Linked DNA regions of Homo sapiens: region 2 is linked to region 1. Evidence: read pairs that join two places in POLR2A ChIA-PET (ENCODE). Cell type or tissue: PC-9. All regions are shown on one strand. Each heading gives the region's core, and the rest is flanking DNA. Links, peaks and the distances in the headings are about the cores only.

Evidence for each region. Peaks named below come from ENCODE experiments on the same cell type or tissue, not always from the same donor. Only the 100,000 strongest peaks of a DNase experiment are listed, where the experiment ranks them.
Region 2: POLR2A ChIA-PET joins it to region 1 with 5 read pairs; 2 of 35 experiments call an interaction of 5 or more read pairs at or near these places.

Annotation. Positions count from the first base shown.
Region 1 is chr6:143,446,159-143,461,858 of GRCh38, forward strand. It overlaps PEX3 (peroxisomal biogenesis factor 3), which reads left to right and starts at 4,647. Exons shown (of 12, transcript NM_003630.3): 1 at 4,647-4,957; 2 at 12,927-13,058. The coding sequence starts at 4,885. ADAT2 (adenosine deaminase tRNA specific 2) reads right to left here and starts at 4,537. Exons shown (of 6, transcript NM_182503.3): 1 at 4,405-4,537. The coding sequence starts at 4,500. It also overlaps the pseudogene RNA5SP221. RefSeq lists enhancers at 3,543-4,525, 4,328-4,487 and silencers at 3,568-3,647, 3,708-3,787. In PC-9, for the core only: no CTCF peak of the experiment used is centred there; no DNase peak of the experiment used is centred there; H3K4me3 peaks cover 71 bases; H3K27ac peaks cover 582 bases.
Region 2 is chr6:142,755,347-142,770,506 of GRCh38, forward strand. HIVEP2 (HIVEP zinc finger 2) reads right to left here. Exons shown (of 10, transcript NM_006734.4): 5 at 14,206-15,160; 6 at 13,036-13,190; 7 at 9,453-9,628; 8 at 6,118-6,219; 9 at 4,426-5,321. Among named protein-coding and RNA genes, the nearest start is that of HIVEP2, 180 kb to the right of the region's middle. RefSeq lists an enhancer at 6,499-6,548. In PC-9, for the core only: no CTCF peak of the experiment used is centred there; a DNase peak (open chromatin) is centred at 8,025; H3K27ac peaks cover 959 bases.

The DNA.
Region 1 (15,700 bases), core at 7,219-11,218:
TTTTTTCCTATGCCCTGCATACACATATTTACAGTTTTTAAAAAGTCAAATAGATTTACACTGTATATACAGTTCAGCAGTCTGCCCTTTTCATTTAGAAATGTATTGTTAACCTTTCCCTATATTGGGTAATATTTTTTCATCACATGATTTTGTAAAGGTTGTACAGTATTTCTCCTTATGAACATATCTGATTCAACCAACTAGTCTCCTATTATTTGACATTTAAGTGATTCAAATTCTTCACTATTATAAACAAGTAAAGAACTTCTCTATATAAATATTTATATTGCTTCTTTGTGATTTATTCCTAGAAACAGCTGTAAAATACAAAGAGCTCCTACAGTGCGATTTTTTAAATCAAACTATTACAAAATTGGGGAAAGTATATGCCTCGGCAATTCACAGAAGAAAAAAATCTAAATGTTCAATTAAATTACACAGTAGATACACAGTATTCAGGTAAAGAAACTGAAAAGGAAGAAAGAGAGCAGAGGATATGTTGGCAAGCAGTGAGCTACCTAACACCGAGAGGCAGGCCAGGCCAGTATTTAACAGCAGATGACAGGCCTCAAATCACAGCCCCATCCTTCCCAGCTCTCTAACTTTGGGGAAGTTACTGAACTTTCTCAGCTTCAATATCCCATCTGAAAATGAGGACCATAATAATACTCACCTGATAGGGCTTCTGTGGGGCTTATAACATGGCCCACATGAAAACACTGTGCATAGCATAGTATCTGGAACACACCAAGAGTGCAACACTATTACTTAGTCATACTTCTTTTTTCCAAGCCTATCTTTAGAATGTTATGCTGAACATGTTATGATGATTAAAATGATAACCTATGATGATGCTATGCTTAGCTCTCAGAAAGAAACCTGCCATGAAAAATAATGGTTTTATTAAAAAGCAGTAAAGTTGATAACCTTATATGCTATCCAACAGATCCTTTTGTAGTGATGGAAATGTCCTTTGATCTGTACTGTCCAATACGGTAGCCAGTGGTTATATGTGGGTGCTGACTACTTGAAATGTGGCTAATACAACTGAGGAGCTAGATTTTATTTTATTTCACCTTAATTAATTTAAACTTAAATAGACACATGTGGTTAGTGGCTACGATATTAGGCATTATGGTTTTAGAAGGCAATACAGGAATATCTATATAATTTCAAAGCACATACATCCTTTGTCCCATTTTAGGTAGTCACTCCATAGCAACAGAAATACCATGAGGTAGGGAGGAGTGACTAATATATTAAGACTACCAAAAAAAACTGCTGATAATCAAAAAGAGAACATATAATTCCATTTATGCAAAAGTACATATGGCTGTTTACATATGGACAGAGAGATATGGAAGGATGCTCCCAAAATACTAATAGTATTATCTCTAATAGTAGGACTTTTAGGTAATTTTTACATAATTTGTTAACCCTTTTTTATAGTTTGAATTTTTTATGACCATGAATTATTTACATAACCAGAAAAAGAAAACATTAAAATATTTTCACTTTGGGAAAAAAAAAAAGGGCATTACTGGATCAAAGGATAAGCTCACTTTTAAGGCCTTTTATATCTGCCTAGCCAAATTGTCCTAATAAAAGGGTGTTCTACGCTTTTACACTGTTGGTGGGACTGTAAACTAGTTCAACCATTGTGGAAGACAGTGTGGCGATTCCTCAAGGATCTAAAACTAGAAATGCCATTTGACCCAGCCATCCCATTACTGAGCATATACCCAAAGGATTATAAATCATGCTGCTATAAAGACACATGCACAAGAATGTTTATTGAGGCACTATTCACAATAGCAAAGACTTGGAACTCAACCCAAATGTCCATCAATTATAGACTGGATTAAGCAAATGTGGCTCATATACACCATGGAATACTATGCAGCCATAAAAAAGGATGAGTTCATCCTTTTCATTTGTAGGGACATGGATGAAGCTGTTAACCATCATTCTGAGCAAACTATCACAAGGACAGAAAACCAAACACCGCATGTTCTCACTCATAGATGGGAATTGAACAATGAGAACACTTGGACACAGGGTGGGGAACATCACACACCGGGGCCTGTCATGGGGTTGGGGGGAGAGGGGAGGGATAGCATTAGGAGATATACCTAATGTAAATGACGAGTTAATGGGTGCAGCACACCAACATGGCACATGTATACATATGTAACAAACCTGCACATTGTGCACATGTACCCTAGAACTTAAAGTATAATAATTTAAAAAAAGTAAATTAAACTTAAAACTTTCAACTTTGGCTTAACTAGAGTTAACTTTATCAGCATATTAAATAAAAACTGTAATATACATGTTACATACAAAAAAAAAGGGTTTTCTAAATTCAGCTCCTCCCAACCAACAAACACCTCAAACATGCACACCCTTATTATCACCAAGCATTAAAATTGCTTTCACTTTTGCCAATTTAACAGGTAAAAAATTGTGTATCATTTTAATTTGAATTTCATTAATAGTGAAATTGTGTATTCATTTATTTGCTGGCTACTCACTCGTCACTTCTTTTAGAAATATCATGTTCAGGTGAGGTGTGGTAACTCACACCTGTAATCCCAGCACTTTGGGAGGCTGAGGTGGGACAACTGCCCGGGCCCAGGAGTTCAAGACCAGCTCGGGCAACACAGAGAGACCCTGTCTAAACCAAAAAAAAATCTTCTAAAAATAAAAAGAAATTTTAAAAAGAAATATATTCATAGCCTTTGACCTTTTTCAGTATTAGGGTATACATCTTTCCTTTTACGTCGGAAAGTACTTAGATTTTATATAAATTATATGCTACGGTTATTAAACCTGTCCTTTTATATATGTCGCAAATATTTTCCTTCTTTGTATTTCCTTTACTTTGTATCTTTTTCTTTTTTGAGACAGGGTCTGGCTCTGTCTCCCAGGTTGGAGTACAGTGGCACAGACACGGCTCACTGCGACCTCAATCTCCCAAGGCTCAAGCAATCCACCTTCCTCAGCCTCCTGAGTAGTTGGGACTACAGGCACATGCCACCATGCCCTACTAATTTTTAAATTTTTATTTAGTAGTGACGGGGTCTGGCTAAGTTGCCCAGGCTGTTCTTCAACTTTTGAGATCAAGAGATCCTCTTGCTTCTGCCTTCCAAAGTTTTGGGATTACAGGCATGAGCCACTGCATCTGGCCATGCTACTTTGTATCTTTTTAAACATGTAGATGTTTTCAAAGAATTTCTAGACCTCTCTGGCTTTGACATTTTTTGTCTCTTAATTGTATTATAAACACCTAGGGATGTGATTCCATAGTTTACGTCCTCCTACACAGGATTAAGGAGGCAGCTGCTTCTTGGGTTTTAGCATATACAAGTTTCTTCAAGGTCTTAAAGGAAAAAAAGTACTTGTTAGGAGGGCTACATGTCACTGGGCAACAGGAACTTTTCAGCTTCATTATAATCCTATAGCACCACCGCTGTATATGTGGTCCTATAAGATTATAATGGAGCTGAAAAGTGCTAGCGAGCTTCTTAACTGGGATAAAAGTTTGTTTGTAAACGTATGTAAATGTATTTACATGTGCTAGCCCAGGGTCAACCTAAAAGGTAGCGAAAGTGTTTAGCCCAGAAGTCTACATAGAAACTAGGGTTGTCTACCTCCATACCACCCTGAATGTCCCCCGATCTCGGAAGCTAAGCAGGGTCAGGCCTGGTTAGTACTTGGATGGGACAATAGGGCTAAGGTGAGTAGATTTAATGCTCCAGGATAACGACCTTTACCGACAGGTCATTGTGTGGCACGTGGCTGTATGTAGTTATTAAAATGTAAATACATATATTTACAAACAAACTTTTTTTCCCAGTTAAGAAGCTCGCTAGCACACAGCATTCTGTTGAAAGCCCCCTTTATTTCGCAGTCCTGAAGGGAGTGAGGGAAGGAAGTAAAAGGGCAGAGGAAATAATGAATGAATGCGAGACGCCGATTGTACAGGGACTTGTTTCCATACTGCTCTCTACCAGAAACGTTCTCAGTTTCCTTCCTTCTGCTGGACATGTTCCAAGGGCCAAAACCTCAAATAATGTGACTTTGTAGATTGGAGAGTGTGTGACCACAGAAAGGAAAGGGAGGCAGCACGTGCCAGCCGGCGACAGAATGTTAAGTCTGCAGCATACTCCACCGCAATGAAACAAATAATTTGTGTATTTCCTCCCCTTCCTTCGCCCAGAGCCACTGTGAGAATGGGCTACAGAAAGTTTCGAGGCAGTAAAGCCAGTTGTTCACCCAGAACATCTGACTGCCATAAAAATTATGGTGACGAGAAAGAACGTTTGCTCAAATGCCGGGGTCGGGTTGAGGGCTGGAGAAAGGTCCCACCCCGCAGCATCTACCTCCCGGGCTCCTCACCATGTGCATCGCCTCCTCCATCCACTTTTCGGTCTCCTCTGCCGACACCGAGCACGCGCCGCTTGCAGCTGGCTTGGGTGCCGCCTTCGCCTCCATACCCAGCCACCACTCAGCTACAGAGCCCGCGGCAGAGGAGGAGCGCGGGCAGCGGAACGCGGCGGGCCCGGGACCCCGTTTCCGGGGGTAGTCTAATGAAAAGGCACTCGGGAGCTATTTCTGAACGGACCTGGGCTTGTCGGACCAGTGAGCGGCGGCGGCTGCGCGGCGGCAGCGGCAGAAAGCGTAGCTGCTTTGCTGTAGTCCACGCCCCCTTGCCGCTCCGGTGACAGTCTCTGCGGAAAGTCACGTTTGTGATTTCGGGAGAGCACAGAACGGGACGACGGCGCTCTTGCTGGGTCATCTGGGCCAGGTGACGAAGAAACAGTTTCCTGGTGAAGCAGTCCCTCACCCCTAGTCAGCCCACACCCCTAGGGCCTAAAGATGCTGAGGTCTGTATGGAATTTTCTGAAACGCCACAAAAAGAAATGCATCTTCCTGGGCACGGTCCTTGGAGGTGGGTGACAACGTGCTTGAAAGGGGGCATTGGGAGAAGGGGGTGGGAGAGGTGACTTCTTCTAAAATAAGGACAGGCCGGGCGATCCTAGTCTGGGATATGTAGAGGGAGTTCGATCAACCATGGGATGAAAAGGGAGGTGGCCAACCTCCAGGGTTCTCCCATCTCTGCAGTTGAGAAATGCCTCTGTGCCCTTTGCCCTGTCACCGACTCTTAACTCTGTTTCTCACCTATCCTTTTTTCTCACGGACCTTTGGAGAACTCATCACAGTTTAAGTTTCTGTTTCAAGGCACCATTCTCTTACAGGAACTTTTTAAAAAAAATTCTGCTTTCCTGTGAGATTCTGCATTTCTCCTTGGCACTCTTGATACTTTGGCTCTCACCCTTCTCAGGAGTTTAATAATAATCTAGGGAAGTTACCTATAGGCTGCACTTCGGGTGGTGGTTAAAGTCGATTTGAATTTTTGAAAACAGCGCAGTTGTCCTAAAGGACTGAAAGATATGGATTAGATAAAGAAAAACAAATCAATATTTTAGCTCTGTTTCTGCCATTTTAGAATACAAACTATGGCAGTAAGAAAAATGCTTGAGGGATGTTGTGCAATCTTCCTCAGGATCTTCAAGGTTGGGATCATTGTAATCTAGCTGACATAACTGAGTTGCACAGGCCCAGAGGAGATTTAGAAACAGATAAGATAAAAATCTTGAGACGCTTTTCCCTCATACAATGCTCATGTGATAATATTCAGGGATTTGAAGGAGGGAATAAAAGTTTTGTGAATTATATGAAAAGGACATCTAGGAACTATAAAAGAGGAAATTTGTTAGAACTTGAGTTTTTGAGAAATAGTCTCATCACTTATTACATGCTATGTTTACAAAAGTACTTAAAATCAAGAACAGAGTTTCCCAAAGAATTTGGTTGGCTTTTCTCTTAGTATTAGATTGTATTCTGTTCTCCCCAAACAATTTGAAATTAACAGTACGTATTAGATTGTATTCTGTTCTCCCCAAACAATTTGCAATTAATACCTTTAGCATCAATAGTTCAGATTTTGGTGATGCTTGAAAGTTTGAAACAGAGTTCTTGTTGCTGAGCCAAGGATGGTGTTTTGCATGTCTCTGAGGTCTATCACACATCAATAATAAGCATATGTAAATTTTGAACACCTTCGAGAAATCCTTTATATATAAAAGGTATTTTCTGATATCTTCAGTCGCTAGTATCTAATGTATATTTAAATTATCCTAAGACTACAGAGTCCATTTTATTTATAAAAGCTAAAAATATATGTGTGATTGAAGAAATACAAATAAAGTATTTTTGCGTTTACTGAAGGAAGGAAAATTATCTCTTTAGCGATCTCAGAAGGAATACTCCTTCAGCTTATGGAACAACTTTGTAGTAGATTAGAAATAATCACAGGGGAAGCAAAAGAGTATACTTAAACTTATAATTTTTTTAAAAAACTAACAAGAGCTTTATAGTTACAGAATAAGAGGAATGCAAAAAATAGAAAAGTTCAGACGGCCAGAAAGAGAAAATAATCCTAGTGTTTTATATCAAAAAAGGAGTCAGTCTGAAAAGAAAGGAAGAGTAGATGACCGTGGTTGGCATTTGTTTGAGTCTCATGTTCTTTCTGCTTCAGGGAGAAAGTTCTACAGTGTGTTAGATTTTAATTAGTCTAACTTAAGAAATACCTATCAAGTGCCTGTAATGCTGAAGGTAATATAAATGGAAATACAAGATTTATATATTTTTAATAGTAACAGCTACTATTTATTGGGTGCCCACTTTACGCTGGGCATTGTGCTAAGCTCTTCCTATTTAAGCAGAATGACAAGAAGACAATTATTATTATCCCCATTCAAAAATGTGGCAGCAAGAACCCTAAGAATTTAAGAAACTTGCCTCAGGTCTCAGAATTAGTGAAGGGGAACTGGAATTCAAACCCAGGTGTGTTGGACCACAAAGCACATTCTATTTCCATATTATATCACTGTGCTTTCATGGCCTTTATAGTCTGATAGGAAGGAAAAGCAAGTATACATGTAATTAAGATACAGAAAAACAAGAGAGGTGAAAAAATGCTGTACAGATCACACTGGCAAGTAGCATATGCAGTTGTGAAAAATCAGGAAGAATTTCATGGAAGAAGAGACACATTTTGACAGGCTTGAAAGCTGGGTAGTATATCAACAGGCATGCGCAGAGAAGTTTGGGCATTCAATAGTGGGGGAAGTAAGTAAGTAAAACCTTGAGTAGCAGGCCTTCTTAAGTAACAATTTCTGTTTCCTCAGATTTTGGGTGGGTAACTAATTGGTTTACGCGTTTGTATAATTTGACCAGTTTGGGGGGTTTGGGTGTGTTCGGGTTTTGTGTTTTTTTGTTTTTTTGTTTTTCAGACAGGATCTTGCTCTGTTACCCACGCTAGAATACAATGGTGTGATCGTAGCTCACTGCAGCCTTGTTTTCTCCTTTGCTAGCTTTACAATGTAAGGCAAGTAGAAAGGCTTCCTTATGAAGATTTGCCTGACATCTTCACACTTTCCTCACTCATGCGATCCTCTCACCTCAGCCTCCCAAGTAGCTAGGACCACAGGTGTGCACCATCATGCTTGGCTAATTTTTAATTATTTTGTAGAGACAGGGGTCTCACTACATTGCTCAGACTGGTCTTGAACTCCTGGCCTCAAGCAATCGTCCTGCCTCAGCCTCCTAAAGTGCTGGAATTACAGGCATGAGCCACTGAGCCTGGCATAATTTGACCAGTTTGTGAAAAGACTAGAGAATTGACTCCCAAACTTTTTGATCTAAGGTCTCCTTTACACTCTGAAAAATTAAGGACCCTCAAAAGCTTTCTAAATTTTATATCTATTAATAGTTATGATATTCAAAATTAAAATGAAATTTTTTAAAATATTAATTCATTTTAAAATAATAAACCTATTACATATTAACATACATAACATTTTCAAAAAATTAATGAGTGTCATTGTTTTACATTTTGCAAATCTTTTTAATGTTTGGCTTAATTGAAGAAAGCTGGATTCTCATCTCTTTCTATATTCTGTCAGTTGTGGTATCACACATCATGTAACCTCTCAATTACTCCACTGTATACGCATGAGAGAATGAGAATGAAAAAGGCAAATAACATTTTAGTATTATTACGAAAACAGTTTTGATTTTATAGACTCCCTGAAATGGTCTTAAAGACCCCAGGGGTGCCCATGCCACACTTTGAGAACCATTGCACTGGAAAAAGTTTTGGAGAACAGAGAGCAACCAGATTGATATTTATTGACTTACTGGTTTCTGAAAACCTCAGAACATTGACTTGGATTTATACCTTAAATCCTGTAATCTCTGGCTTCACATTTTTTATTCATTCATTCATTCATTCTGTCATTGAACAAACATTTGAATGAGAGTAAGTGACTGATCTCACTGTACTTTACTCTGGAAATACAAAGGAATAAGACAGATCCTGACTTTGAACTCATGGTACAGAAATGGAAATAAAAGTAGTATGATAGTATAGTACAAAAATAGAGCAGGGTGTTGTGGGAGCATTGATGAGAAGAAAGTGTGAAGATGTCAGGCAAAGCTCCATAAGGAAGAATTTCTGCTTAAGTTGTAGAGCTAGCAAAGGAGAAAGGACACAGAAGGAAAAAGAGCAATTCAAGAGGTTCAGCAACATTGCTTTTTATGAATGAAACTGTATTTCACTATGGCTATGCAAATGAGAAGTGGCAAAAGATTAACTTGGAAAAGTAGCTAGAGTACAGATTGTGAAGGGCCTTATGAAGCCATTCTACATAATTTGGACATTATCCTTTGTATTGGTGCTTGCTAGAGTTTACTATGGATAAAAAAATCACTTAGGGAGCTTAATAAAACATAGGATCCTTTATTCCAGATTCTGATTCTTTAGGTTTAGAGTGCAGTTCAAGAATTCCTTAATTCAGCAAATATTTATTGCGTTCTGAGTCCCAGTCAGAGTTTATGTACTGGGGATGCAGCATCATGCAAGATAAGACATTTGGGGGTATTTTCTTTTCTTTTCTTTTCTTTTCTTTTCTTTTCTTTTGAGACGGAGTCTTGCTCTGTCGCCCAGGCTCGAGTGCAGTGGCTCGATCTCGGCTCACGGCAAGCTCCGCCTCCTGGGTTCACGCCATTCTCCTGCCTCAGCCTCTTGAGTAGCTGGGACTGCAGGCGCCCGCCACCACGCCCGGCTAATTTTTTTTTTTTTTTTTTTTTTTTTTTTTGTATTTTTAGTAGAGACGGGGTTTCACCATGTTAGCTAGGATGGTCTCGATTTCCTGACCTCGTGATCCGCCCACCTCGGCCTCCCAAAGTGCTGGGATTACAGGCATGAGCCACCGCGCCCTGCCCATTTAGGGGTATTTTCAAGGAGTGTCTTTAAAGGCTACATTTTTAATTGTCCCAAGTGATTCTAATGTAAGTGGAACAGGGAAACCACATTAAGAAATGATGGCAAGATGTTGAAGGATTCTAAAAACATGAGTGATATGAGATTTATGTTTTAGAAAATCACTTTGCATATATAAGATAGGTTAAACAGGTGTGTGACCAGAAAGTGAAGAGTTAGGGACCTATTGAACCAGTTCAAGAGCATTAATTTTTAGAGTCTAAGTGGTGACAGTGATAAAGAAGTTGTAGATAATTGGCAAGATTTAGAAAATGTGTCTGAAATAGAATCAGAATACTGTAGTAGGATTTTGTGATCTGTTGGATTGGGAACAATAGGTTATTTTCAAACTTTTTTTGAAATTATTAACCTTGTGAAATAGTTGCATTGTAGGGATTTTCATCCAGAAAGAGAAGACTAAGAGATGGTTTTAAAACAACTGAATTGTGGAAAGACTAGAAGTCTTATTTTCTAGTAATGTTATTAATGGAAAACTCAAAGCATTTGACATTTATTTTTTAAGGTATTTAGTAAATATTTTCATTGTTAATACATAAAGTCATAGCTACAAAAGAAACATTAAAGCTCATATAATCCCAGTCTTTCATATTGAGGATGAAGAAATTTAGACACAGAGGGAGGAAGGGACTTTCTCAAAAGTCACATAACTACTTGATACCAGAGCCGTCAATATCTCCTGTTTTCCAGGCTAGGCTGCCAGTCGAGTATATAGATAGTCATGAGCTCCATGTTTTAGCTAATGAATTACCTGTCCTCATTCTTATTTTTCTAAGGGAACAAATCTGACAAAATCAGAATTTATGAGCCTGGATGAATTAGACCTTGTATAAGAACTTAGTTCAGTGCTAAAATCAAGAAAAATAATGGATTGTGTGATTTTAGCCTGATTTCCAAGTACCACAAAATGGGCGGCTTAAGCAGCAGAAATGTATTATCTTACAATCCTGAAATTTAGAAGTCTAAGATCAGGATTGGTTCCTTCTGCAGAGTGTAAGGGAAAGATCTATTCCAACCCTCTCACCATGGCTCATAGATAGGCATCTCCTCTGTTTTTGCTTTGTCTTCCCTCTGCAATTGTCGATGTCCAAGTTTCCTTTTATAAGGACAAGTCTTATTGAATTAGGACCCACCCTAATGACCTCATTTTAACTTGATTACCACTGTAAAGATTCTATTTCCAAATAAGGTCACATTCTGAGGTGTTGGGGCTCCCATGGCAATTCATTTTCTTTTTTAGTTTAGTTAGAATATCAAAGTGTGGCTAACTAACTACTCTGTAATGTTCACATTCTGATTTCACGTTCAGGAAAATTTCGCACTCAGGAAAACTGACTTCCCCTCAGATATAGACCAAATGTACACACTTATATCATACTGCCTATGCTGAAATGTGTTAAATAGCAGTTCCTAAAAAAAATCATCAGATTTGTTGAGACTCTGATTAAAGCAGTGGACCTTCTCCCCAGAGAAACACACCAATCAAATTTACTATTGTTAAAGAAAAAAATTCTTAGCTGTGCAAAAAGTGTCATCTTAGTGTTGATTTTACAGTATAATTTGAGAAATAATCATTTTACATGTAACTTTCAGTAAGCTGTTGTGCAAATAAGATACAAACAATTCCTTCAGATCTATTATGTCAGAATTGCCTGTCATAGAGTAACTTTGTGAAATGTAAGTCAGTTTCCTTTGTTGGTATTGTAGCACTATCATCAGTTTCTTTAGAATGGAGTACAGGAAAGGTAGCCATGTAGCCACTTATATGAACTCTCATTTCTTCTTTAAGCTTGGTTATAATACATTAATTGCATATAAACATAGCAACAGCAATCATACTGTAGTTCTAATTGTTTTTAGCACATACCCTTTTACTGAACTACTATTTTTAAGAATATGTAATATCTTATCAGTTCACCTATAGCACCTGTATTAGTGAAAATAATTCAGGATATGTATTTGTTTTGCAGTTGCTAGAGGGCTACCCACTTTCTACCTGTGACAGACCAAATCTAATTACTTAGGTCATGCACAATTCTTAGGTTATGTTTAGTAGATACTGGGGGTCACAGACAGTGGGAGGTAGGTGAGCATTAGTTAATTCCTTACAGCCTTGCTCTCAGGTTATAATGAAACCAAGTTCTGGCACACTTAAAAACATCTACTGGCAAACAGAGATTAAAAGTAACACAACCTGTTCTGTAAGCTTATTGAAGTCCCAGTGTTCTGCCCTTGTTTCATGCTACCGCAGAACTGCTTATAAAAGATTTACCTGAAGAAAATGCAACAATATTCTAGCTGTAGGATTTGGTTGGCTACCTGGTTAACTCAGTTGACTAAGAATCCTTTGAACTAGCGGCTAAGGATCCCAGGCAAAGGTGAAGGACTTGCTTGATTTGTATATTCTAGTTCATATGAATATTACTAAAATGTTTTAGCTAGTCCAGTATCTTGAAAACCATTAATCTATGAAAATCCATTCCTGATAATCATTATGCTAATCAAAAATATTTGGTGCTAAATCAGTGATAAAAGCTAGTTGAAGAGCTTAAGCTTTGGAATGTGGCTTTTGATCAAGTGTGGCTAACTAACCACTCTGGAATGTTCACATTCCCAGCTAGGAAAACTGACTGCCCCTCAGATATAGACTAAAATGTACACATATATATCATACTGCCTATGCTGAAATCTGTTAAATCACAGGCCACATGACACCACCTATATTCTTATCCTGTGGTGTTAGAATTTAGGAGTTTCTGTACCCTCTTCCCTCTTTTTTTTCCAGTTAAGTTACTAATTTTTAGATGAGAGAGTTGTATTTTCTCTCCTTATCTCAAAGAGATTTTTCTAACACATGGATGGATAAATAGACTTCTGCCTGACTAACTACCTTTCTTTCATTGTTCCTTTTAAAATTTTTATCTTATAGTTTTAAAAAGCATTTTGTGTTCATTGAAGAAAATATAGAGGACAAAATGACCTGTTATCCCACCATTCAGCAATGATCATTGTTTGTTATATTTTAGAAATTAAAACTCACCTATTTTTTGTATCTGTTTCCATTAAAAAAAGTAACATTTCTGGGATCTTATTTTATCACCTAACAGTATAACATGGATATTTCCTTGAGTCATTATTTAGCAATGTGGTTTTTAATAACTACATAAGATTTCGTTGTATGGCTAGACTATCATTTATTTAAACAATTCTCCATTGCTGGACATGTAGAATATCTCTAGTCTACTAGTAAAGGCACTGCCAGACTTTTTAGATTTAATTCCTTTCCCTTCCTCAAACCTGGTCCTTATGTGCCCATCATTTCCTCTGTCATTGGCTGTAAAAATGCTAATTTCCTTTTCTTTGGGCCAATCTTACAAAATTCTTTATTTAGGTTTTAAAAATGTAATTTTAGCTATCCACTAATATAAAACTTATAATTGCATAAAGTAGGTTAAAAATACTGTGTAGAATTTTTGGTACTCTAATGAATATAGTACTTTTTTAATGATTGTAGGAGTATATATTCTGGGGAAATATGGACAGAAGAAAATCAGAGAAATACAGGAAAGGGAGGCTGCAGAATACATTGCCCAAGCACGACGACAATATCATTTTGAAAGTAACCAGAGGACTTGCAATATGACAGGTAAGACAGAGAAATATTTATACATGTGTAAAGTTGTTTGACGGTTGTATTAATTTGCATATCACCGGGATCAAATTTAGAGGAAAAGGCAAAGAAAAGATGGTAAATCTAGCAAGTGTTTGAATGATTTAACTGAATTACATCATTTTAATGTGAATTTTAAAAATCAGTTCATTCATTTTATTTATTCATTTAGCAAATACTTGTATCCAGGCCTGGGGAAGCAGGAAGTGAACAACAACAACAAAAAGCCCCTGACCTTTGGAGTTTATATTCTAGGGAGAGGAAAAGATGATAAACAACAAATAAGTAACTTTAGGCAGTGATGGCTGCCATATGGAACATAAAGCCATGTGAGGGCTGGAACGTTCTTTAAGACAGGGGATCAGTAGAGTCAGGTTTCTTTGAGGTAACATTTGAGCAGAAACCAAATGTTACAATGGAGGGAGCCATGTGAAATGCCTGAGGCGGGAACAAGCTTGGTACTCTCAGGACACAGCAAAAAGGCCATGTAGCTAGAGCAGAATGAACAATGGCAGTGATAGGAAACAAGGCTGCAGAAGTAGGCTTGATCCCATCGGGCCTGTGGGCCATAGGAAAGAGTCATTAAGTTTATTAAATTTACAGTAGGCAACTATAGACCTGTGAGTCGTCCACAATAGTATACACTCAGGCAATGTTAATTAATGGCAATAATTTAACCTCCAGAGCTAGAAACATAGTCCTGGGAGAATGCCATCACAAAATCAACCTGCCCATATTTGAAGAGAACAGTGTGTCCTAACTGGCATAACTGAAGAATTAGTTCTCAAATCCATGCAAAGCCTGTTTTTCTTTTCTATTGTTTAAAGCTTACTCATTTCTCTAACATTCTTTCAAGAACAATTAATTTAGAAACAATTTATAAAGGTACATTCTCCTTATTTAATTTTAAAATTAGAAATTTTTTAGAGTTAAAGGCCTTTATTATTAGTTTACTTACCTCATTTTACTTGAGGCTGAGATTAAGAAGGGTAAGAGGCACATCCAAAATTACAATTGGAGTATGATTTTTAATATTTGAAGTAGTAATACTCAGAAAAATACCTTCATTCTGCAAAGCGAATAGTAATCATAAATACTATACATAATGACAATTCTGAGAGTAAAATGAACATTATAAAAGCCACTTCATAAATGTTTTGTGAGGCCGTGATGAGATAATGCCTATACAGTGCTTGATGTATGATAAATACTTGGTAAATGATAACTTTTTAAATTTACATTTAGCATTCAATATATTGCCACTGCCTAGGACATTTTAATGAATTTTTAGGGAATGGTCCATTTCTGCTTATTATTTGAATTTTCAAAAAATAATAAAATGGGCCAGGCATGGTGGCTCACGCCTGTAATCCCAGCACTTTGGGAGGCCGAGGCTGGTGGATCACCTGAGGTTAGGAATTTGAGACCAGCCTGACCAACGTGGAGAAACCCCATCTCCACTAAAAATACAAAATTAGCCGGGCGTGGTGTTGCATGCCTGTAATCCCAACTACTTGGGAGGCTGAGGCAGGAGAATCACTTGAACCTGTTAGGTGGAGGTTGCGGTGAGCTGACATCACACCATTGCACTCCAGCCTGGGCAACAAGAGTGAAACTCTGTCTCAAAAAAAAAAAAAAAAAAAAGTAAAATGTAGCTGCTGGGGTCTTAAAATACATCGCAGTTTGACATGGACCCTTGTGTCAGTTTGGGTCCCCTGGGAAGCAGATGCTAGGATGGGATTAGATGTACAAGAGATCTACTAGTAGAAATGCCTGTAAAGGATAAAGGGGAAGGGAGGCAGAAGAAGGCAAGCGAAGCATTTAGGCCACAGTGCAGGTCTGACATTTGTGAAGGGAAAAAGACAAGGAAGGAAGAAAGATTAGGCAAGAAGAGTCTCAGACTACAGCACAGTTCTAAGAAAGCATTGGGAGACCATGAAGAGTCTGCAAGCCAAAGTTTCTGGTAGAGGAGACCTGCAGAAATGGGCCTGCTTTACTGTGCCCATACAAGCAGTGTCATTGGCTGGGAGCAGTGCAAACATGGTGATGGATCCAGAGCAGTGGCAGATGGGGTTGTCAATTATGTATGCTCCTCCAGCAAAAGATAGGGGTCACACGTTTCCATGATGCAACCCTAAGATGAACAAATAGCTGACTATAGGCAATTAAAAGTAAAATATTTAATCTCTAAGAGCCAAAATATAGGTTCAGTGAAACTTTCCAAATTAGCTTTCTGCACATTCTGCATTTTTTGTACAATTCATAACATGAGCAATGATAATGGTGTTACAAATAATATCAAATTTCTATTCCTTTGGATAAGATGTAATTGATATACTAGAAAAAAAAAAAAAGAGTGCTTTGGGGTAAATATAAGTAGTTTTCTTACCCAAGAAGTTTTCCCTTTTAGAATGTGGTGTTCATAGCCAGGTGTGGTGGCTCACACCTGTAATCCCAGCACTTTGGGAGGCAAAGGTGGGAGGATTGCTAGAGCCCAGGAGTTCAAGACAAGCTTGAGCAACATAGTGAGACCTCATCTGTACAAAAAATTTAAAACATTAGCTGGTCATGGAGGCCCACGCCTCTAGTCCTAACTACTCGGGAATCTGAGGCAGGAG
Region 2 (15,160 bases), core at 5,911-9,910, 690 kb before region 1:
CCCCTTGTATTTAATCAGGTTTGGAAAAGGCACGTCTCCTTCATCAAACACCAGTTTGGGAGGAAGACCTGTAATGCCTACAGTAACGATCTTTGAAGATAATCAAGTACGTTTTCTTTTAATCACAGCAATCACAGATTCAAAGTTTAAAATAAAACCGAGCTTGGTTATTTTTCTGTTTTACTTCTGGCTGCTATTCCATGACCTCCATTGCATACAACCAGTCAGAATGTGGATCTGTGGGGAAACCAAGGAAGTGGAACAGAAGTCAGAGAGAGAGAGAGATGTCCTATTACGTAAACTGACTTGAGATCCCCAAATCCAGGCTGACAAATGGAGTCATGAATTGTCCTCTAAAACTACAATAATACTCAGCATGTTCTAAATCCAATAAAATCTTATTAGTGCTACTAATGAAAGTTTCAAATTCAGCCCTTCACTGATTTTAACCACAGAGCTACGTGTACAAGTAGAATTTCTACCATGTGGCCACTTCCACTGCTCCAAGCCCCACCAGGCATTTCTACACATCCTCTCTCCTCTCATTCACCCCTTCTTCATCCTCCAAAGAAACTCCCAATAAGTTTTCTCTACTTTGGTTTTTACTCCATTTGCAATCCTATTGTTTTGTAATTTGGGCCTTATAAATGTGGTGGACAAACTTCCATCTTACTTAAATCTCAGTAAGAAAATTTTGTCGTGGAAAAACAAATAGTGAATTCAAATGTAGATTATGTTAAGTGCATATGTATGTATAGACACATATACACATATGTACAAATGTACATACACAGATATCTATATACACATCTATACGCCATGTACCAGATCTATTACCCTACGCATCTCTTCAACAGTATGGCAGTAGGGACCTCTAGATGCAAATGATGAGAGGGAGGTAGAAGAGCAAGAGCCTCCTTGGGGGCAGCAGGGAGCAGAGAAGGAGAAGTGACCCATTTGTGCTCAGTCACTGGCTGGGGCTGCAGGGAGAGCATGGCTTTGGCTTCAAAACAGTCCTGTCCTGAAGGTGCTGACATGCCAGCAGGAGGCTTGTCTGCCCACTACATTCCTTACAGCTGAATGGCACGTTCTTTCAGGAACAAAAATCTGCATGGGCCACCTCCCTGGCTGCCAGAAACAAATTAAAAAACTGTGGTCAAGAGGTTAAGTGACTCGCCCAAGATCACACAGATAACAAGGGATAGGAATGAATGTTGACTGTTTCCCTAGACACAATCTTCATCTACACTACATACTGAGGGCCTGGACACACCTTTGTTTCTCTTCCTGCTACCTATCTACAAAAGCTTTAAAATGGAAAAGGAAATTTATTTATCAAAAAAAAAAAGATAAGGCCACAGCCATAATATTATTTCATCCTCAACCTCGAACCATGCGTAGTAGACCCTCAAAAATTCAGTAGATACTGAATAAATGGATAAAAGATACCTTATCTATCTATCTATCTATCTATCTATCTATCTATCTATCTATCCGTCCATCCATCTGTCTTAAAATTAAAACTAACAGGGGCACTGGAGCACTTCTACCTCCTTCTCATCATTTGTGTCTAGAGCTCCTTACTGCCACACTGTTGAAGAGATGAGTGGGGTAATAGAACTGGTATATAGATGTATATATAGATGTCTGTGTAGGTACATTTGTACATATGTGTATATGTGTGCATACATATATATGCACATACACTTAACACAATCTGCATTTGAATTCATTCATTTCTTCCCAACCTGTGTTGGCTATGATCACCATTACTCCAAACGCAGGCAGAATATGACTGGGCTGTAAGGTCCCTTCACACCACAGTCAGTGTCCTGTGGTGTGAGAAAGCATAAAGTGGGCAGTGCTTGGGACGAACTGTCCCTACATCAGGGAGGATTCCCAGATCTGTTCCCTCATACCATGTGAACAATGCAGCAGGCTATACATCCTCTAAAGAGAATTAAACTGGGTAACAGGCCAAAAGCATCATAAATGATAAAGTTTAATAACACTATGAAATATAACCATGATCAGCCAGGTGCGATGGCTCACACCTGTAATCCCAGCACTTTGGGAGGCCGAGGCAGGCGGATCATGAGGTCAAGAAATCGAGACCATCCTGGCCAACATGGTGAAACCATGTTTCTACTAAAAATACAAAAATTAGCTGGGTGTGGTGGCACGTGCCTATAGGCCCAGCTGCTTGGGAGGCTGAAGCAGAGAATTGCTTGAACCCAGGAGGTGGAGGTTGCAGTAAGCCAAGGTCGTGCCACTGCACTCCAGCCTGGCGACAGAGCGAGACTCCATCTCAAAATAATAATAATACCCATGATCAGATATTTAAAAAAAAATGAAACAAAACAAAAACACATCAAAAAAACTTGTACAAACTCAGTGACTACTAAAACTCATCTCTCTCTAACTTTCTGGGCATGTATCTAAAAATCAGATGAACTCCCTTAGTCCACTCTTCCAATTCCTTTGCCTAACTTGACTGTGGGTTGCTATAAATTTTTACAACCACAGCATGTTTGCGATAAAGGCTTACTTTTTCTGACTGAAGAATCGCATGTTTGCAGTTGACTGAACATGCACCACTGTTTCACAAATGCCACACTCTCAATCCACCTGGCCAATGCTAGAACACAAGCTGCAGGGATGGCAGGGAGAGGCTCATCTAACACACTCTGCCAGCATCACTGCGTGTATACCAGAGAAAGCATGTGTCATCCCAGACTTGGTATCCCATGATCCAGGAGATTTACAGTTCTCTATTCATGCTGCAATGGCATAAACTGCAGAAGATCCCTCTTTCCTACTTTTGCTAAGGCACCAAAACCTGTGGAAATGTATCTCTTTTTCTTATTAGCTTGCTAATTTGTTAGCTTGGTAAACAACATCCCAATTGCTATATATGTTTCTGCAGGAATTGCTTCATCAAGATGAAGTTGGTACCAGACTTGTGAAAAGATGGTGCTGGGGATGGGGACAGGAATGCAGCAGCTTTCCTAAAGTGAAAAAATGACAGGCTGAGCTCAGGATTCAGGGTGGTGGAAGGTGATGAGAGGGAGAAAATTGGCTGCCAGGGCAGTGATAAAACAGAGCTGGGAGCTGGCAGTGTCTCCTCTGGCTGTGAAGGATGGTGCTGATGCACTTGACACAGAGATCCGGAGCAAGGGAGTACAACAAAGAGTAGAAACCAGGAAATCAAAACACATTCAAGGCAGACAGATTCCAAAGGTATCATGCCTCTGTCTATGCTAAGTGCATGCTTTATTCATTTTTTAAAATCCTACACAAACTGAAAGAGACATCACAGTCTACTGAGCCGTGGAATTAGGCAGGACAGGTGCTTTTATATGAATTTGTATTAAACCTACTGCTTAAATGTAATCCATGGTGGTTACTGTTATCTTCACTTATAATGAAGGCATATCATAGAAATCTCTGCACATTCTCACTTAGCTCTCCTGATTTCCCGTTCTCCTTGGGCCCACGCTTCCACTGAGCAAGTGCACTTGATAGTAGTAATGGCAAGAAAAGCAGACAGGCTCATGTCTTTGATTTATAAACATGCCGAGTGTGTCATTCTCTCCTCTCCCTGGCCCTGACCAGTTTCACATGTCCCCTCATGATGGGCAAGGTAGAGTTTATTAAAAAAAGGAGTTTTTGAGGCCAGGCGCAGTGGCTCATGTCTGTAATCCTAGCACTTTGGGAGGCCGAGGCAGGCAGATCACTTGAGTTCAGGAGTTCGAGACCAGCCTGGCCAACATGGTGAAACCCTGCCTCTACCAATAAATACAAAAATTAGCCAGGTGTGGTGATACACGCCTGTAGTCCCAGCTTCTCGGGAGGCTGAGATGGGAGAATCGCTTCAACCTGGGAGGCGGAGGTTGTAGTGAGCCAAAGTCGTGCCACTGCACTCCAGCCTGGGTGAAAGAGTGAGACCCTGTCTCAAAAAAAATAAATAAAATAAAAATTTTAAAAATAAAAGTTTTGGAAAGTCAAGGTTAACAGCTGAATCAGAATCCTTACCTGGTGATGAGTTATATAAGTGATGCCTAAATGTCCCTGTGAGTGTATGTCCATGCAGTCATGGCATTCTAAAGGTTCATCTTTTTTACTTACAAAAAGGCTTCAGCTTACGTCTATCATTAGTTAAGTTTAGAAAGCCTTCAGAAAGGCCTCACCTGTTCCCACTGGGAATGCACTGCTGCTCTGATGCAATACTACACTTTAGGTAATGCCACAGCCATGTTACTGACAATAGCATATGACAAAAATGTCTCCCCGCTATTTTCATTAGCCAGATTCACTCCACCCATGACAGATACCCATGTTCTACTAAACTTCACACCAGTGCATTATCAGGAGGACCAATGTGCTTCCACTTATGTATTAGAAAGAAAAGTGGATTATACTTACAGGAGGCCCCAATACAATTGGCTCTGCTTGCAAATACTGTCCCATGGACAATGGTGGGTTATGGTATAAAGCCCTTCTGGGAGATGGCGCTCTTATTGTGGTCATGTATCTTCTCTCTCTTCTAGGAGAGAGGTCTCTTCTTGCTGTGATATCTTTCCCAGGAGACACTGGCCTCCTTGGAGACAAATGCCTTCTTGGTGAAACATCTCTTTGGGACATCTCTCTTCTCAATGCAGCTTCCTTTCTTGGTGAAAGATGTCTCATGGGTGACAGATCTCTCCTAGGTGATAAATGTCTCCTGGGAGATAAATCTCCTTTGGGTATCAGATACCTCTTTGGTGAATTATCTCGACAGGGTGAAGAATCATATCCTGGAGAGGAATGGTGGCTTGAGGGTGAGAAGTCCCTGGGAGAGGAGCTTGGCTCTGAAGGTAGCATGCACTCCTCATCCATACAACTAGGTATGTCCAATCTGTCTTTGTCTGGTTCTGAGTCCGTACTTTTGCTCTGGAATAGCCTCTGGTATTCTGTCATCTGGGTATCTTCACATGAATCACTGGGTGTCATAAGCTGAGTAACTCGAATACTTGGCAAAGTAACCAAATAGCTGATCAACGAAGAATGTCCCAGGGAACTATCTGAAGGAACCCCGTGGGGTACGGCGCCAACATTCACAGGCAAGGAGGAGAATCTAGGAGGCTGAGGACTGGTGCTTCTTGATCTTGTTTTTGGTGTTAAATCTCCCTGGTCGTCAAAGTCATCTTCATCTTCATCATCATCATCATTATCATCTCCATCCTCACCATCTGATTCCTCAGCATCGGAGAACTGATGATCAGTTGAAATGCTGGACATGCTATGCTTCTCTGCTGCTTTGTGCAAATCTTCCAAATTTTCTGAAACAATTAAACAAAGATAATGGAGATCAAGATCCAAATATCAAGGTTAGGATCTTATTTAAGCCTCATTTCTTTCTAAACGCTTTTCCCAATCCCTAGTGCCCACAGATAGTTATGTCTGAGAACTCCTATAAAATGAGGCACTTACCTGTGTGACCCTGCGTTCATTCTATCTTCTTGTATATCTATTTGTTTTCATCCCCAACTTACAAGAAAGATTCCATAGTAGGACTTTATATCTCAGACATCATCCCACTCACAGAAAACCCTCAACAAATGAGCATGGATAATGTTAATTATGATGCTAGAGGAGAAAGAAAGGCAACAACCTGTCTCTGCAAGCTCAGGTACAAACGTATGTCTAAGTGATGTAACTCAGGAGGTCTGGCCAACCTTAATGATGTTTGTTTGCTAGTTTATTTGTTTTCCTACTGGGTTTCTTCTTAACTTGAATAATAATACATTAAAATGCTTTTCAAATTCCCCAAAAAGCCTCATAAAATCTAATTTGCTATCACAAAGCAAGTGCAATTCTATTCCCTTCATAGAAGGCTCTAAATATAAGTATTTTCAAAGTAAGGCCTTTTTTGCCCTCGGAGTCAAAACTGAAATGCATTTCTTCTCAGTAGATTTCAAGCAATTCAATGTGTCAGTTTTATTTTCTATATTTAGTATTTAATAAAATGAAAAGTGATCACTTTTTAAAAATATCTAAACTTATTTTACTACCTCAGCCACAGAGCTCCACTGTGCATAATGAAGAGGTCTGTCAACTCATTTATGACATACACACCTGCTTCCTCAGTTTCTGTATCATCCACCGATGTCATTGAGACTCCCAATTCCAGGCATTTTTTCATGTGTGCTTTAGATTTCATATGCTTCGTTAGGTTTCCTTGAAAATGTAGCAAAAAAAAGAGAGAAATTAATTGGTTATCAAATTAATAACTGCTGATAGCTGCTCCAAATTCAATGTGAAATGAACTAATTTTATTAAATTCATCATGTAACACAGATTTGTTTCTACCCACTACCCCTTGTTTCAACCTTAAGAAGAATAATCTGGTCTTTGAAGATATCAATCCCTGAGAGCTTTGGCCCAATCTCAGATATTCTTTATTCTAGAAGATATGTGGAAGTCCAGGCTCACATCTTTTCAAGAGTAGGCTCAAAGCAAGACTAGAAATCCCAGGCTTTTCTGCCTGAGAAGGGACCTCATATCTACCCAAATACACCAGCCTCCTGGGACTCCACAGAAACAGGAAACGCAATCTGGCCACACACCTCAGAGATACTTCAGAATGAAATATTCTCAACACACCCACTGGGCCCCTGACCTTCTGTGACTGATCAGGTACAGAGTAACCTCCAAGGATCTTCACCATTCAGAAGAAAAATACATACAAACTAATGTGAGGGCCAACCTTGTCAGTGCTCTGAAAGATCCATACAAATAATTAGCTAACTACTCATAGGGAGCATTATTCCCAGTATTTAGCATCTATCTGTCTGGCATATGTTAGCAAAAGTTATGACAGCAATTCCTAAAATTCTGGAGCAGCAACATTCCCTCTTTACTTATCTTCAGGCTCCTATCACACTAACAAAAAAGAAAGGTTTCATGCTGAATATGTTATAATGATAATGGCATATACAATTATATGTGTATATACATGTGTGGATATAAATTATATATATAATTTGTATAACTGCTTTATGAAATGTGAGAAATTTTGAAAACATTGTTCCAATCCTCGTTGACCCAGGATCTACAGAAGAATGCACACACACACACACACACACACACACACACACACACACACATACATATAAATTATATGCCATATAACTTATCAAAAGAGATTCAGGAACTAATTCAGTTGTAAGGCGCCTTTACATCACTTCAGTGAAAATAGCCATAATGTTATCTGTGCCCTTGACAACGCTTTAGCAATGTACCAACAAATACTTTAAGAGAAGGCTCTGTGAAATCTCCGTGGAAACTCAGCCTGCTAGCACAGTTTATTCCTCTGGTAGGGGTGTTCAGCTTGCTGTTCATGTAATATATGAGCCACAGTTAAAACTGGGACACTGTTGTTTATTATTTTACTCATATTGCTTTATTATTTACTTATTGCTTATATACTTATAAATTTTACATGCTGTTTTGAATAATTCCAAACAGAAATATTTCCAGGCCCCCACTCCTCCTATTTATCAAAACTTATATCTACCATTTTTTAAAGAGCCCAAAAATGTTATAGACATATCAAGAATGCTTAAATCTAGAAAATTAATGAAATGTATCTACAAATTAATAAAAATCATCACTTGTGCCAGAGTGCAAGTACGCTATGGATGTGTATAGGTATAGATGCTAAGCATATCGGGATAGTTTATTTAGATTTTAGTATGTGTTTCTTTCTCCTACATTTTTCTCTCCATTCCAAGGATAGTCAGGCTTTAGACTCCCATCTTCAGAATAGGTCTGTAGCTAGAAATCTGGATCTGAAACAATTCTACCATGGCTTTAGTTTGTTAAAGTCATGAGCTGCAGAAGTAATGTATAAGGACAAGGAGAGGGAAGGAGAGTGGCGGGGGAGGCCCCTGAAGAAGTGGCACAGACAAGGAGAAGGGATTGGTCATGCAAGGGCGTTCCATCTGTGCTCAGACGACAATGTGGGTTTGGACAACAGGCATTTCAGTCGGAGGTGAAAACTGGCAGGGTTTCCCAGGATGTTTTGCTCATTTTAAGATTCTGAGACATTTGCACATTCCCAAAGGGTGACAAGGAAACTCCAATAATGACCAAGAATAAATTATTTCCTTCAGGAGATGATGATTCAGAGGCAGACTTAATTTGATTTTTAAAAATATCTAGAGATGTGTCATTTCTTCATCCAGTTTTTCACACAACTATACCTGCAGCAAACTCATATGCCCAGTGAAGATATGTATCATTCGTAATGACTATTGAATTGCAATATTCCCTGAAACCAAAGTTTTTATTTTCTTATCTCCTAGGGAATCTCTTAGTAAAGTTCTGTATAAAAGGCTTGATTGTGCAGAGGTGAGTGGTATTTAAAAGGCCATATGATTATTTTTTGAGACACAAATGAACACATACTTTTTTCAGCTTCAAATGAGGCAATTCTATTACATAGATCTTTTTAATAAAAGAGAAACAGATATGTTGAGAGGCTACCCATTTACACTTCTAGCAATTTAGGATTTTCAGCTATAAAAGAATATAGGTATACATTTCTCTACCAAAGATAATTTTACTTGGTATTTCTTTTTCTTGAATGAGCAGATTAATCAATATGAAAATTTAAAGTGTTGAGGGGGTGCCTATAGTATCCACTAAACCTAAGGTAAAACACACTTCTGCAAAAGTCGAACAACCTCTAATTCACTACTGTTTGTATTCTGAGACTACCAGACTTATGAACATTTTCATAATATTATAAAAAATAAAAATATAACCGAAGCAACTTCCTTGAGTAAAATATTTTTACATAAATCTACCTGTTAAAAACAGATTTTAAAAAAAAATTTTAAGGCAAGTCCTAGTTTTATAAGACTAACAGTTATGTACTGAGAATCAGAAATTGTCTCTGTGCTGATAAAAACAGGGAACACAAGCTATCAAATTTCTATGCATAATTAATGCAACTGTGGATGAAGGCACCCACCTGGGAGTGTGTGGGTCTCTACATTATTTATAATCTTGAAACTGACCAAGAGCACATGTTTTCTTCCCAGCTGCTGCCTTGCTTCTCTAATACCACTGCATGTGCAGGATTTCAATACTGGTGTAAATATTATCTAGACCACATAACATTTCCAACATGAAGTAATAGCTATCCAGACAATTTGTAGCCACTTCCTTTGGAGACAACTGGCCTGGACCTATGTCTACTGCTCTTAATTAAGTCATAAAAGGAGCCTCACAGTCTCACATACATCCTTTGATCACTTACTTGAGGGAGAAAATATATTTCGTGGAATCATATTTTCACAAACAAACTATCTTTATTGTTGATGAAGGTTAGTTATAAAATAGCACTCAGAAATCTAAGTAGCCATAGAGAAGTATTTTTCCTCTCAAAAAAATCAGACTTGTACCTTTCGTTTTGAAGGCAAAGTTACATAACTTGCATACATAAGGCCGAACATCAGTATGGGTACGGATGTGTTTTTTGAGCATGCTTGGCTTCTTACAGCGAATCCCACATTCTTCACAAATGTACTTTCCCCGGCCACGTCCTCTGACATATACATAATCTTCATTCGATTTGTACCTGTTTTAAAAAGAGGGAATCCAGTGTGTTTTCAAATATTCTTAGCATGCTATATATTAAAGCAAAAGCTAATTATTTGCACGGCAAAGTTTTATGAGGGTCTTTTGCAGACAATTATTCAACTTTACTTCTACGAAGCCTGTGAAATTTATGCAGTAAATGGCTGAAAGAACTAGATAATAGATTTGGCACTGTAAACAAAATGTAATGCTCCATGGAATTCAAAATGGAATTGGCTTCACTATTACATGTGAATTTATAGAGTTGGGAAGTAGATGTTCAAAATGACTTATGTAAACCTCAAAGAGCTGCAGACCTTTGGACTGGATTCTAGTATGGCCTCCAATCAAGGGACATACAAAAAGCATACCAACATGTTCATCATGTATCTTTTGTTAACATTACATCATCTAAGATGTACATGTACAAACATACAACCCTCTAAATTTGCTAAATTAAGTATAACTGATAATAGAATTCTTCATTGCAAGTTCCTACTCTATTTTTACAATCCTGGCACGAGAGTGCCTCAGAAATTTCTAGTTTACACAGGGTGAGCTCAGCTCACCAACTGTTGTCTACAGATTTGATCTGCTCTTCCCAAAGACCATGAATCTGTAATAATGTGGAGTCTAAATTTCAACTAGCTTCTTCAAGGTAGTTACATAATGAAAACTAGAGATTCTATTTTTAATCAAATTTGCATTTGTTTCCAGAAGGGTTTCATAGAGATGTTTGAAAGGATATCTGAGGTCATCTTGCTTAATCAAATCGGCTAGAAAAACAGTCTTAGGTATTTTCTTTGATAATCAAGGGAAGAAATCTACCCAATGCTCAACCATTCCATTTTAGAATACAATAAAACATAATTTGTCATAAGATATAGTAGTAGTATACGGACTAATTCAATGACTGTCATTATCTCTTAAGTCAAAGCTAGGCTAGAATTTTGGGTCTAATGTTATTTTTGGAAAGACGCTCCATTTGGGGAGTTCTTTTCATAACTTCCAAAGGTAAACTGACATGCAAAATGCCCTAATCCACTGTGGATTTAGTTAAAGGCACTAAATTTACAGTTTTTTTACATTCTAAGAGCATTGCAAACTTCCTCATTTTATCCTAGCTAATCCACAAACAGGAATAAAGGCAAGTTTAACTTCAGTCATCCAATCTATTGAAATAATTTTAAGAAAGGAAATCCATCCACATATTTAAACAGCAACTCTGTTACGGATTCACATCTAATCTTAACGTTATCTACTTTTTGGTCAGTACCAATCCAGATGAGAGTTAAGTAGAAACTATTCAAAACTATGAATAATCAATTTTGCATGTCTTCCGTTCCTTTAAATTTCCCCCCTTTTACCAGGAATTTTGACTTCCACTTGTTCTTCAAAATTATTTTGAATTTTATCTTTGTCTTTTGCAATAAAGTAGAAAAAACCCTAAAGATGCAAATGTCTTTCACCTTTAAATTTCACTATTCTCTGCCCCTAACTAGATGAAATTGCTTAAGACATATAGACTAAAACAAATACTTTTGTACAAAGCTAATTTTCTTCAAGGAAGGATACTTCAAGCTTACTATAGCCTGCCATCATAGTGATGGGAAATGCATTTTATCATCAAGCAGTATAATTTTATTTTCAATGTCTTAGCTGATTAACTTGCTTCCAGAATGAAAATACAGTAAAATTCTGTATAAAATATAATGATGTATTAGAGAAACTGGTATAAATAATATATCATACAACAGTTCTACAGGCCCATGAATCTACTTGATAAGGTAATTGATGGATTTTGAAAAACATTCAAAGCTGTGTTTAACTAAATTATTGAATTTATTATTAAACCTATCAGTTAGACAATATACACTTACAATTTTGGTCAGTAATACTTTTTATTTTTTTAGCTATCACTTTGCAATTGCCAAAATAAGAGGAGGTAACACAAGGTTTGGAAAAAACACTTGGTCACCACTGGGCAGAAATTGGGCCACAGATTAAGAAGTAATGGGACACAGCCCATAAAACGGGGCAATTAAAGGAGGAGGAAATGAAATATGGGCACAATCCTTTTGGATCACCAAAACACAGCAATAAAATGTTCACATACGCTTTTTCACTTGTGTCCTTCGTTAGTGGAGATGGGCTCCCCAAAGCATACAGTAATTGTGGAGTTCTCGCTAATCTATTGGTGCAAGTACACTGCTATGAAGGCTGCTGAATGTGAGAGGGTTGATTCAGTCACAGGGACCTCTCAGTCTCTGAGGAGAGATAAAATCTATATTTCTCTCGTTTGTGTTAAAAGATGGGGGATGTCAAAAAAATATCAAGACAAGCTTCATGACTACATACAATTGTGGTTTTAGTGGTGAAAATGCTAGATATCCAAAGAGGGCAAAACCTAAGGGACAACCAAATAGAATAATCCATCTCCAAACCGGTAATGCTAGGTGAGAAATGGATATTTCATCTCACTGAACATTCCACATTTTATAGTCAAACAAGTAACATTATTTCCTCCAAATATAATTGGAATAAAGTCATGCCCATGAAGATATGTAAATAATAGATTTGTTGTAGAGATAAGGCTAATTACATCATAATCTCCAAAATGTGGTTAGCACGCTTCAAAATTTTTAAATTTTAGAAGCATAAGTGTAGGCTTTTCCTTCTATGTGACTGGATGAAAGATACATTTCTATCAAAATCTAAAACAAGACATTACATATGTGTAATTTTTCTTAACTATACAAATAACAAAGTCTTTGAACCTTATTACTTGAGTTTCTATGACTCAGGACTCAAGATTTGAAAAGAAATTCCTAAATACAGAGAAAGTGTCATACACCAGAGAAGACTGAAAAGGCAAGACAACTGAGTGCAATGTGGTACCCTGACTTGGATCCTGGGACAGAAAAGGATATTGATGGAACTGGTGAAATCCCATTAAAGCCTCTAGTTTAGATAATAAGAAAAACAAACAAACAAATTAACTAGTTCTGAAGATTATACATGATTGTGCATGATCTGATTTTTGTAAGCATACAATAAAAATATGTCCGTCAATAAAACAAATACCTATAAAATGATCAAAGAATGAACAAACTTAGATGACATCAAGTGTCCACCAATTTAGTAGATTTCATAATAAATTAGAGGGGTGAAAATTTAAGGAAGAGGCTTGAATGATATCCATTAGGGACATTTTCTTGCAAAGCAAATCCCAAAGGCAAGGGCATGAACTTATGATCTATTACCAGCCAGAGTTCAGAACTGTGAATAGAAAAGGAATTTACTTTCAGCTTTCAACCAGATTAGACAGTACCTTTTCCATGCAGACATTCTGGACCATTTACTCTGACCTATAACTGCACATTTTACATTTGCACTTTGTTTCCTTACCCTCCTTCAAATATTTTAATTCGGATTGGCTCAGTTTGTTTGGATCCAATATCTTTATCTCCATGAATATCTCCTTTCCCTCTTTCCTTTAAGATATTTCCCACTAGTTTCCTTTCTAGTTTGCTGCCAAATAAAAAGGACGCATCAGGTTTCATCTGTAAGACAAGAAGAGAGAATCATTTCACATGCTTTCTCCAAGACACAGGAGCCCCTATGTCCCACTCTTCCATCATCTCTGAAAATGAGCCTAAATTCTGTACTAAAAGGCCAGGAACTAGTTATATAAAATAAGGACCACTAGGGATAAAATCAGATAAGAATGACAGTTTCCACTGAATAAATTCAACATTCTGTTACAGCTATATATAATAAGTACATATATTATATATAAAAATATATAGATACACATATACACTCAGCACTCTGTGCAATGCTAATACTTAAAAGACACATTCTATGTTTTGAAGTAGCAATGAAAACAATCTATATTAATTAAGGAAGTAGTCTCAAAAATTATTGAAGGGAAAATGGTAACTGATAAAAGTGAAAACATATTTTTAAATCCTCTATTTGCCTCCTTATTAATTTAGCAGAAATTTCAAAATTCCCCTTAATATTTTTATAATTTTACATGGAAGGCATTGATGGTTCTTGTAGGAATAAACCAGCCAGCAACTTGGAAAAATAAGTTTTGAAGGAGACAGATGTCTCGTCAATGAGAGTAAGCCCTGCAGCATTTGCAAAGCTCGGTCCTCCTTCTTCGTCTTTCCTTTCAGCCTCCATTCCCTGCTCTATGGCCCACTTCACAATTCCCTGAATTCCTCACATCCAGAGAAAATTAGACCTGCTAGGTCACTCACAAAGGTCAGAAGGAAAATAACCCATGGGAATTAATCCCAGTGGTAGGATTTCATGGCACCCAAATTTTTAAATTTTAAAAGCATAAATGTAGGCTTTTTCTTCTGAAAATGGACCATGCCTGAGACCTCAGAACCAAGTGCAGTCAGTGGCTTCTTCCACTCCTGAGTAAGGCCAGACTTTCTGAAAACGCCCCCACACTGACCTTCATTTTACTTGTATTTTTTTTTTAGGCCTTATATCCTTCACTATGTAGTCTGCTCAGCAATCAAATCCACAATACAAAGTTCTTCCTAAAACAGTATTTGTTACCTGAGTAAACTGCTTCCAAGCACTTGATGATGTAAGCTTGCCGGTTCCAGGCCTATGCATAGCAGCCAGAGTATAAATTTCTGCAGTGATTTTTTGCTTGGACCTCAGAAGAGCCAGCGTGGTCTTGGTGTTCAATCCTGATGGGTTTGGATTACAGGAACTAATGCACCATGAAGCATAAACCGAGGATTTGAAGGTGGCCTGTTGCACATAATTGGGTTTTGTATAATTCAAGAAGCACCAACTCACAGTAGTTGTTGTCCGCAGACTGGGGAACTGAAGAATCTGCTGGAAATCTGCCATGTCCGTGAGAAGAAGAGTTGAGTCTGCCACGTTCCCGCTGGGGGCAGAGGCCATGCGGACCAGCATGCCAACAGGCCGCTTGTGGCCCTTCCCTTCCTCTTCCAGCTGACCATCTCCTGCTGGTAATGAAGAACTCTGTGGGCTCATGCTCATGTCCGATGCCGTCTCATCGATATCTAATTCATCTGAAGATTCTTTGCTTTCAGAAGGCCCACTGGACTTCTGCCCCGGAAGTGGTGCCCGGGAACCGGAAAGCATCTCCTTGCTGGGCAGGAATGGCTCCCTGGAAGACGGGCTAACAGAAGGATAGTCTTGAGATGAGGAGGGCGACAGCGAGGAGAAGGAAGATGACCCTGACTGCAAGCCATCTTTTGGCTCAGAAGCACATCCTTGTCGAACCAGCTGGGGTTTCTGGGGGCGGGAGAGGTCCTTTTTGATGTCTGAGTTGGTCAGCTCCACAGCACTAAGCTCCTCCACAATCTGTCCGTACATCTTTTCTTCTTTGACCCTTTTCTGCTGCTTGGTTTCCATGAAGAGCTCCAAGCTACTGGCTGGAGAAAGCATTCGCTTGCTACCTCCCAGGGTGGCCACGCTGTCAGAGGTGGAAGGTAAACACAAGGGGATGGAGGATTCTAAGCCGAGGGGCAAAGTC